Linked DNA regions of Homo sapiens: region 1 is linked to region 2. A link is a loop called in an ENCODE intact Hi-C map of the cell type or tissue named here. Cell type or tissue: PC-3. All regions are shown on one strand.

Region 1 (5,000 bases), 64 kb after region 2:
AAGTCTGAATCAGTAAACCTTGTTAAAAGAACTCACACACACAGAGCCACACACAGTATGGGCACAAAAATGTCTCTGACATTATTTATAACATTAAATAACTAGAAGAAATCATTGAATGAATAACTCATTAAATAAACTAGCATAAACCCAAACAAAAGAATTCTATGGTGTCACTTACAATGACACTACAGAGAATATGCAATGACACAGAGTTGCGTTAAGTGTAAAAAAGCAGGTCATCAAACAATATGTGTGTGTGCATGAACTTGTGAGTGCTGGGTCATATATGCACAGATCTTTATAGAAGACATACATACGTACACAGATGCTCCTCTGCTTACAGTGGGGTTACATCCCAGTAAACCCATTGTAACCTGAAAATATTGTAAGTCAAAATGCATCTCATACAACTAGCCTACTGATCAGAGCTTAGCCTGGCCTACCTTAAATGTGCTCAGAACACTTACATTAGCCTACAGTTGGGCAAAATCATCTGGCAACACAGTCCACTGTAAAGTGTAGGTTGTTTACCCTCATGATTGGGTGGCTGACTAGGAGCTGCTGGCTCACTGCCACCGTCCAGCATCACAAGAGAGTATCATACCACATATCCCTAGCCTGGAAAAAGGTCAAAATTCAAAATCAATTTGAAGTATGATTTCTACCAAATGCATATTGCTTTCACAATATCAGAAAGTTAAAAAAAAAAAAGTAGCGGTGCTTTCATTCTGCTTTGTAAAATGAAGGCTGCCCTGATTAAAAAAAAAAAGTAAGTTGGGAACCATCTGTTTACAAATGAACATGTTATGGTCTGAATGTGTCTCCTAAAATTCATGTGTTGGCAATTTAACCCCTAATGCAACAATGTTGGGAGGCAGACTTTTTGGGAGGTGTTTAGGCCATGAAGGTAGAGCCCTCGTGAATTAATGCTGCTATAGAAAAGGGCTTGTGAGAGTGAGTTCACTCTCTTGCCCTTCCACCTTCTGCCATGTGAAAACAGAGCAAGAAAGCCCTTACCAGATGCTAGTGTCTTGATCTTGGGGCTTCCCAGACCCCAGAACTGTGATAAATTTTGTTCTTTATAAATTACTCAGTTTGTAGTATTGTTATAGCAGCACCAGACAGACTAAGGCTGTGTGTGTGTGTAAATACAGATACGTGGCATGCATATATATTATTAACAAACAGGTAAGAATCCAAACGACATTCCTGAGCACATTTCTTAACAAACCCCATGTCTAAGAAGGTGATGCATGTTCAGGACACACTACCTCCAATCACAGTACCTGGGCATTTGAGGGAACAGGAGAAGCAGCCCATAGAAACTAGGAAGAATTCCCCTTACTCCTCCTCTAAAGCAAGCCATGAGACCTAGCTCACCTTCCCCAGAAAATAGATCATTAAGACCCGATTCCAGAGGGGCCCTGCACCATACCCAGAGGAAAGAAATATCACACAGGGATGCCAAGATGATGCTGAACAAACAGGCCTTGCTAAGTACCCCTACCCCTGAGTTTATTACCATTAGATCTTTTGTCCTTTGATCAAACTTCTGTATGACTGTCCCTAAAAATACAGTTTGCCCTGTTTCCTTGGGGCTTTCTGAAGACATCTATGTGACATAAGCTTATATTAAATCAATTTGTTTGCTTTTCTCTTGTTAATCTGTCTTTTGTTATAGGGGCATCAGCCATGAATGGGTAAGAAATCTCTTCTCCCACATAAGGGTAAGTGTGGAGATTTCAGGCGCTTTGCCTCCTAACAGGAGGATGAGTGGGCCCTTTGATGGTGCTTTAAACCAGGGACCCTTGGGCTCTTTTTGGCTGATATCCATTTGCCTGGGTGGCTGCGTCAGAAGATCTGTTGAGGCAGATGTCTGTGGGTTAGTTGGGAACTCCTCAACAGCTTTGATAACTGCAGGGGCCACCTACCCTCTCCCTCTGAGGATGTGCAGGTTTGAAAGGGCCTTAAATATTGTGTCACTCTGAGGCGCCTTCACACACAGAGCCTTTCATGATTTCCACAAACTGCTTGCTTTCTTCCAGGATAACAACAGGGTATGATATTTCATCAAACATATATGCCATTAGACGCACCATCATTTTATTACTTCCAGGAAGAAAAAAAGCAGCCAATTAAAATATGTATAATTCTTTCTTAACACTTCAAATTTTAATTTTATCCTTTTCATAAGAGCTGAGACTTAGACACATTTTTATTATCTATCACTATTGTATATATTTAATAAGGGATATAGAATTGAAGTAGGTTGGCTAAGGTTTCCAAAACTTTTACATTTAGAATCCAACTGCTCTCATCATTTTTCAACTCTGAATCATGTATGTTCATAATTTTCCACACAGAAGTGTTGTGTGTTTCATGAGAGCACCGGTGACGCAGCATTTTTTAATTAATCCACAACAGCACTGGAAGCCTCAAAGCTAAGGGTGCAGAAGTTCTTAAGCCAGCTTTGCAATCCTCTAGAGCCAGCTTACTTCTGACTCCCACTTCAGGAATGTGGCTAAGCAAGTCTGAGTCACACCTCCTCAAACTCCTCCGCACAATTAGTTGGATCCAGTGATGCTTAACAAGCCCTTCACTTTTCTCTGCAGGATGTTCTTCCAAGCTGCTGGACACCCATCCCACAAAAGTTTGGTGTGTTGGGACTCAGGACATTCTACCCCAAAAAATGGCACCTTGGCATTTGAGGAAACAGCAGAAACAGGAAAGTCTCTCAACTTCCCCTTGTCCCTCTCCCCTGAAGCAGGTCACAGGATCCTCATTCCAGAGGTGCCCGCCCCATATCCAGAGGAAAGAAACATCTTTAACTCTGAAGACACAGGGATACAGAAGAATCTGAACAAACAGCCTTGCTAAATTCTCCCCAGTTTATTCCCATTAGATCACACCCACTTTATCCAATTATATTTCTCCATGACTGTCCAGTCTTCCTCAAACTTAAGCATAAAAATATACAAAGTTTACCTATTTCTTTAGGTCTTCAATTTCTCATAAAGTCTCCTGTGTCATGTAAAACTTATATTAAATAGATTTGTATGCTTTTCTCTTGTTTATCTTGTCTTTTCTTATGGGGGACCTTGTGATGGGTGAGGAAATCTTTTCCGCCCCTGCAGGTGTCTGCCCTTTTGATGTTCACATATGTCCAGGAGATGACATGTCATGCCTGTCCCCTGGCTGGCAGCAAAAATCAAATATAAAATTCAGATATGTTAAAAAAAAACAAAGACGTGTCTTAGTTCTGAGGAAATACTGTCATAGTCACCCCCCCACTGATACTGATGCCACACTCTTAGATTTCTCCATCCTTCTGATTTTTCTTCCTCTGTTGCTAACTGACACAGCACAGGTGGCATGATTCATTTTCTGTCATAATCATGCTTACCATAGAAATTATAAGTACTCCTTGTGTACCTGTGATATATTTTTACCACTCTCTCTTTTTTAAAAAATCACCACCCACCTCCTTGCCACCACATTCAATACTTACTGCTGTTGCATATGTCAAACCCTATGGAGTTAATGGCATTAAAGGAACTCTTCTCAAGAACTTGGTACAAACAGAGCAAACATATGGTTGCTTAATGAAAAATGAGATGCTAAAATACATGGCTGCACACAATTTGTAAAAACCTGTTGGTTTTCAGAGGAAAACACTTACGGTTATTAGTCTATCTTTTTGTGCAATCATAAAAGTTTATATAGTCTTATATGCACACATGTTTACACATGTACAGTCATCAAAATATTTAAAAAAGTTATCTGAGGGTTTTCTTTTTAATGTATCCATAATTGTGGATATTTTGACCATTGGACACAGATTACTTTCATTTGAAAAAAAAAACCCTCTAAAAATTAGTTTTTTGAGAACCCAGTGTTTAAAGCAAGTTTTAAAAGACTGCTGAGAAGAGCGTTACTGCTTCTTGTTCTAATAATTTTAGGGAAAGCCAAAATCCTGGAGAAGAGGCAAGCAGAGCAGGGGCCTGGCTCCAATGCGGGGATGTGGAAGCCGCAGATTCCCATCAGGCCAGCGCAGAGATGTTTTGTCCGCAAACGCAGAGTGGCCAAACAACTTGGTGATTTGGAAACTTCTTAGGGCCTGCCCAGAATTCAGGTGACCATGACTGGCTAGAATTACTTCATTTGTACTGGTCTGTGCCTCTGGAAGCATTGCTCAAGTCAGCATTCTGGAGTCCTGAGTCTTCAAAATGATTTTACTTTGGATTTACCATAAGCAATAAGCCCAAAGTCTGTAAAGTGTTGGGGCAGGAATTTGCTAGTTTGCTAATAATTTACTGACTTTTTTTTTTTGAGACAGAGTTTCACTCTTGTCACCCAGGCTGTAATGCAATGGCTTGATCTTGGCTCACTGCAACCTCCGCCTCCTGGGTTCAAGCAATTCTCCTGCCTCAGCCTCCTGAGTAGCTAGGATTACAGGCGCCCGCTACCATGCCCAGCAAATTTTTGTATTTTTAGTAGAGACAGGGTTTCACCAGGCTGGTCTAGAACTCCTAATCTCAGGTGATTCACCTGCCTCAGCCTCCCAAAGTGCTGGGATTACAGCCATGAGCCACCATGCCCGGCCATGTGTCCATCATTTTTAAAACCTTAACTCCACTCCAGTGCCCAGCATAGCACCCAACATAGTAAAGGTGCTGAGTAAGTATTTGCTAAAAGAATGAATACAGGACATTCTGACCTGCTCTACACAATCACAACATAGTGATTATTTAAACTATAAGATAACACAGCCTTCAATCTTTTGAAAAAGTTAAAAGTAAGGCCCATATTGTATAAAAACCATCTTGGACCCACGTAGTTTGGATTTAGTTAACTTCTTATAAATTGATAGATGTCTTCCCATAAAAACACATGTGCATGGCTGCATGTGGTTTTTAAAACCCCATGATGTTATTTTACAATCCTAAGAATACCTAAATAATAATGCTTTGTCTCTTCACTTAATAAGCCTGCAGATG
Region 2 (5,000 bases):
GACAGTTTTGGGGAAATGAAGCTCTAGAGCAAAGCCTGCACAGTTTTGCCTGGGCACTGGGAATGTGAATCCATGTGCATTTCCAAGTTTGGTTAGCTATTCCCTGGCCCTAGTTCCTCTTGGCTTTGCCCACTCCCTTCCCCTTCAGTAATAGTAACAATTTATTCCTTTCTGACAAAATGGTAAGCGTCTTCTTCTCTGAGTGTTTACATATTTGCCTCCGTTTTGAATATTCTTCCCAGGAGACCCCCCCACTGAACCTCCAGCCTTACAGAGGGGACAGTCAGTTGCAGATATTTTGCATCAGAAAACCCTTTCCAGGTTTGAGTGCCTTCTCCAAATCATGTAGGATCTTTAGGGCTTAAAAGAGAACCTTACTGGAATTATAAGGAACCAGAGGACTGTGCAGCCCAACCTCCATTACCTGCAGCAACCCCACTCCAGGATGTTAGCGCAATGCATTTCCTAGGAACAGTTCATTTCGTGACCCCACAAGAGTAAAAGAACTGCCAGCTTCCCTACAATTCAGGGCAAACTGTGATAGAAAAGAAAGAAAGAAAGAGGGGCCATCTCCTCCTTGGCATCAGGGCCAACTTCAGACTCCTTGTGGAGCCCAAGATTGTCAAAAAAAGAACCAAGAAGTTCATCCAGCACCAGTCTGACCAATATGTCAAAATTAAGCGTAACTGGCAGAAACCCAGAGGTACTGACAACAGGGCTCATAGAAGGTTCAAAGGCTAGATCTTGATGCCCAACATTGGTTATGGGAGCAACAGAAAAACAGCACATGCTGCCCAGTGGCTTCCGGAAGTTCCTGATCCACAGCGTCAAGGAGCCGGAAGTGCTGCTGCCATGCAACAAATCTTACTGTGCTGAGATCATTCACAATGTTTCCTCCAAGAACTGCAAAGCCGTTGTGGAAAGAGCTGCCCAGCTGGCCATCAGAGTCACCAACCCCAATGCCAGGCTGTGCAGCGAAGAAAATGGGTAGACAGCTCATGTGCACATTGTGTTCTAAAAAACCGTAAAAACTGCAAAAAAAAAAAAAAAAAAAAAAGAGAAAAACTTACTGCACTCATATTCTGGCTCATCCATAAAGCCGCCTTTTAATTTTCTGGTTCCTTTGTTGAGACAGTTCAAAAGAGCAAAAGGACTTAAGATACACCAGGGTCAGAAAGATCATACAGCTCATTTTTACTCCCATCTCTGCCTGAGAGGATGGTGTGAGGGTCAGAACACATCTTTATGCTAATCACCTCTTCCCTCACAGCACATTCTGGAGGGGGAGATGCTATTTTAAATTCCTTGCTGGGAAGGATGTCAACAGAGGAAGACAATGCTGGCAATTTGTTTAGAATGGCTGTCACTAGGAGGTAAAAGAAAAACAAAAAGAAAAGGAACCTACAGGCAACATAAACAAAAGCCCAACAATCAAACGACAAAAGCCCCTAGTCTTGCCTGTCTCAGGCCTCATTCCCTGCCTCTTTTTGTCCTGCTTCCTTTCTAGACAAAACTGGGAGATCCTGGTAAGACTCAAAGTAAAACAGGCCCACTCAAAACCTCAGATGCAGAAGCACCTTACCCTTCTCACCGGCTTTGTTCCATTCCCCTTCCCTCAGGCTTCCCACCCTGGGGAGAACTTTTCCCTTCTCATTTTGTGTCCAACAATAGGCTGACCTCCTTTGGTCAGTTCCCTCAGGCTTGAACCCAGCAACTCTCCACTGAAAATTAAACAGGCAAACGTGTAGTCCCAGGCTACATATGGAGAAATAGGAACTCTCTGGCCAAGGAAGGGCTAATAGAGCCTCTGGAATTATAGTGGGCCTTTCCTCATCACAGAAATTATGACTTGGCAACTTCTACTCATATTTCCATTTGGCATGACAAGATTAGAACAGCTCCCAGCTGGGAGGGCACTGGCTCTTGGGACTGAGCTCTCTTTGTCCATGAGCCTCCCAAGGAGACATCCTAAACTGGTGTGTGAGTGTGGTGCCCTCCTACCAAATTACACACAGGTATGTACAAAGATGGCAAACACATGAAAGAGAACACTGTTTCACATATTCCTAAATTATGAGTTTGACAACAGAAATAGAAAAAACAACCCTAAAATTTGTATGAAACTACAAAAGACCCAGAACAGCCATAGCAAACCTGAACAGAAAGAACAAAGCTGGAGACATCACACTTCCTGACTTTAAAATATACTACAAAGCTATATTAACCCAAATAGCATGGTACTGGCATAAAAACAGACACATAGACCAATGGGACAGAATAGAGAACCTGGAAGTAAATCCATGCATTTACAGCCAACTCATGTTCAACAAAGGTGCCAAGAACATACATTGGGGAAAGGACAGTCTCTTCAATAAATGGTGCTGGGAAAATTGGATATCCACATGCAGAAAAAGGAAACCAGAGCCCTGTCTCTCACCATATACAAAAATCAAATAATAAAAACAAATTAAAGACTTAAATATAAGACCTGAAACTACGAAACTACTAGAAGAAAACACTGGAGAAATGCTTTAGGACATTGGTCTGAGCAAAGGTTTCTTGGCTAAGACCTAAATTGTCAGTCTGAAACAAATTAAGTTTCTCTGATGTCCCAATATTGTGTAATTACTTAAAGGAACACACAGGGGTAGGAAAACAATCCTCATCTTGTTTCTCACCATCAGATTTTGCAGAATGCTTCCTGGTTGTGAATCATAATGAACAAATTACATAAATTCCATATCGTTACCACAGACTTCCTTTAACACAAATAATTTTCACGTTCATGATCTCATGAGATCATGGGCCCCTGCTGACCCCTCACACCTCATCTGTTGACATTCTGCTCCCCACCTCCAAGACCAGTCAGCCACACTGACTGTTGGGTCCCAGAATGTGCCATGTTTTTTCTCCCCAACTCCCCTGACCCTTGCCTCGCTCCTGTTTATTCTTCAGGTTTAAGTGTAGACATCCTTTGCTTTAGGTTAATGCTGCTGTAATCCCTCCAGACTGTAAACTCAAAGAGGGCAGAGCTGAGGTGTGTGTTCTTCACGAGTATCTAGCAGGCCTTGGCTCACAAAATAATAGGTCCTTAGTGGTATTTCCCAAATGAACAAATCAGAATGGGAGTTATTTGTTAAGAAGAAAACCTTGACTCTTCAGTTCCTTTTCTTTTTTATTTTTTGAGACAGGGTCTCGCTCTGTTGCCCAGGCTGGAGTGCAGTGGCACCATCTCGGCTCACTGCAACCTCGACTTGCCAGCTTCAAGAGATTCTCGTGCCTCAGCCTCCCGAATAGCTGGGATTACAGGTGCCACCATGCCCAGCTAATTTTTGTATTTTTAGTATAGACGGGGTTTCGCCATATTGGCCAGGCTGGTCTTGAACTCTTGGCCTCAAGGGATCCGCCTGCCTTGGCTTCCCAAAATGCTGGGATTACAGGTGTGGGCCACTGCACCTAGGCCAGTTCTGTCTGTTAAAACACTTTTTTTTTCCTTATTTTTAGAGAGGAAGTCTTGCTGTGTTGTCCAGGCTGGTCTTGAACTCAAGCTTAAGCCATCTTCCTGCTTCAGCCTATGGAGTCGCTCAGATTATAGGCACATGCCACTGCACCTGTCTTTACAACCATAATTGTCTAATCTGCAGACTGATAGTCTATTTCTTGCTGATAAACTGTGTTCCCCTTGCAATTTTCCCTTTCATTCATTCATCCATCTGATATAGGATTCTTTCTATTGCTTTGGTTTGCCATCTTCCCCGAAAGGCATACAGAAAACATTTTTTCTTTCCCATCCTGTTTGTTCCAAAGAGATCCTTGTGAACCCTGCCTCCGTAGGCAGCAGTTCTCGTGGACCCCAGGAGCCTGCTCTGACCTGGCATGTGCACGCTGCCCACAGGTTACCACTCCTTGGCATACAGATTTATCACTCTGGAGGAAGGCTGGTAAGCAAGACCAAGCCAGCTTAGACACAGAAAAAAAGTGCTGAGTGCCTTTTAATGCATAACTGGCAGGTGGCTTTGCAAAGCTTTATAAAAATAATCATAGTAGAGAAAAATCAACATGAGAATGTTGCTAACAAGTGGGATACATAACATGAAACTTGAAAGGCGAAAAACACATTCAAATTCAAATAAAAGAATATTTAATTATAGTGCCATCAATTCCTCCACACCTGAGCTGAATTATATCAGACAATTCGAGGAGGAGACAGATGGTCTACCTTCACGTTTCCTGAATTTCTGTTGTGAAATATGTGAGACATAACAACACACACATCTATTAGTGCTTATTATCTATTAGGCACTTCACCTAATAATATATATGCATGAGGTTAATACTGTTGGAATCTCCATTTTACATATGAACAATCAGAGAAGAGTTAAGAAATTTTCCCAAGATCCTAAATCTAGAAGGGGAAGAGCCAAAATTCAACTCGGGAAGTAATTATAGATTACAGGCTCTTAACCACGAGACTACCCTGCCTCTCATATACCATTTATAGTTTAAAAATAACACAAACAACAATGTACCTGCCATCTACTTGAAGGAACAGAATATTATCAGTAAATATCTTAGAAACCCAACAGGCCTCAAGCATATATTCCCCTTGGTATCTGCCTCTTCTCCTCTCAAAGTAACCATTATCTTGAATTTTGGGCCAATTTTCTTGGTTTTTGTTATAGTTTTAATGTCTATATCCCTAAACAATATATTGGTAGTTTTCACTTCATGTACATAGAATTCTAATGTATGTATTCCTCTATGGCTTATTAAACTCAACATTATGTTTTTGAGATTCTTCCCTGTTAATGAGCACAGCTTTGGCTCATTTTGGGGGTGGGGGAGGTGCTATAAAGTATCCCAATATTTGTTTACCCGTCCCACCACTGGACACGCAAGTTACTTCCAGTTTCTGTAATAAAAACAATTCTGTGAATATCTTCTTGCATGAACGACGATGCAAGAGTTCTTCTAGGAGAGTCGGTTCTTGAATTTTAGCA

Evidence for each region. Peaks named below come from ENCODE experiments on the same cell type or tissue, not always from the same donor. Only the 100,000 strongest peaks of a DNase experiment are listed, where the experiment ranks them.
Region 1: a loop joins it to region 2, with 2.5 times the contacts of the local background. A loop is called at or near these places in 4 of 110 quality-filtered maps.

The regions. Positions count from the first base shown.
Region 1 is chr12:62,722,600-62,727,599 of GRCh38, forward strand. All of the region lies in intron 5 of PPM1H (protein phosphatase, Mg2+/Mn2+ dependent 1H), which reads right to left. Among named protein-coding and RNA genes, the nearest start is that of MIRLET7I, 120 kb to the left of the region's middle. RefSeq lists an enhancer at 1,800-2,999. In PC-3, no CTCF peak of the experiment used is centred here; DNase peaks (open chromatin) are centred at 562 and 2,502; H3K4me3 peaks cover 411 bases; H3K27ac peaks cover 3,669 bases.
Region 2 is chr12:62,658,235-62,663,234 of GRCh38, forward strand. The region is part of intron 9 of PPM1H (protein phosphatase, Mg2+/Mn2+ dependent 1H); the gene reads right to left. It also overlaps the pseudogene RPL32P26. Among named protein-coding and RNA genes, the nearest start is that of MIRLET7I, 57 kb to the left of the region's middle. RefSeq lists enhancers at 688-1,213, 715-1,009, 1,214-1,740. In PC-3, no CTCF peak of the experiment used is centred here; a DNase peak (open chromatin) is centred at 2,737; H3K27ac peaks cover 1,573 bases.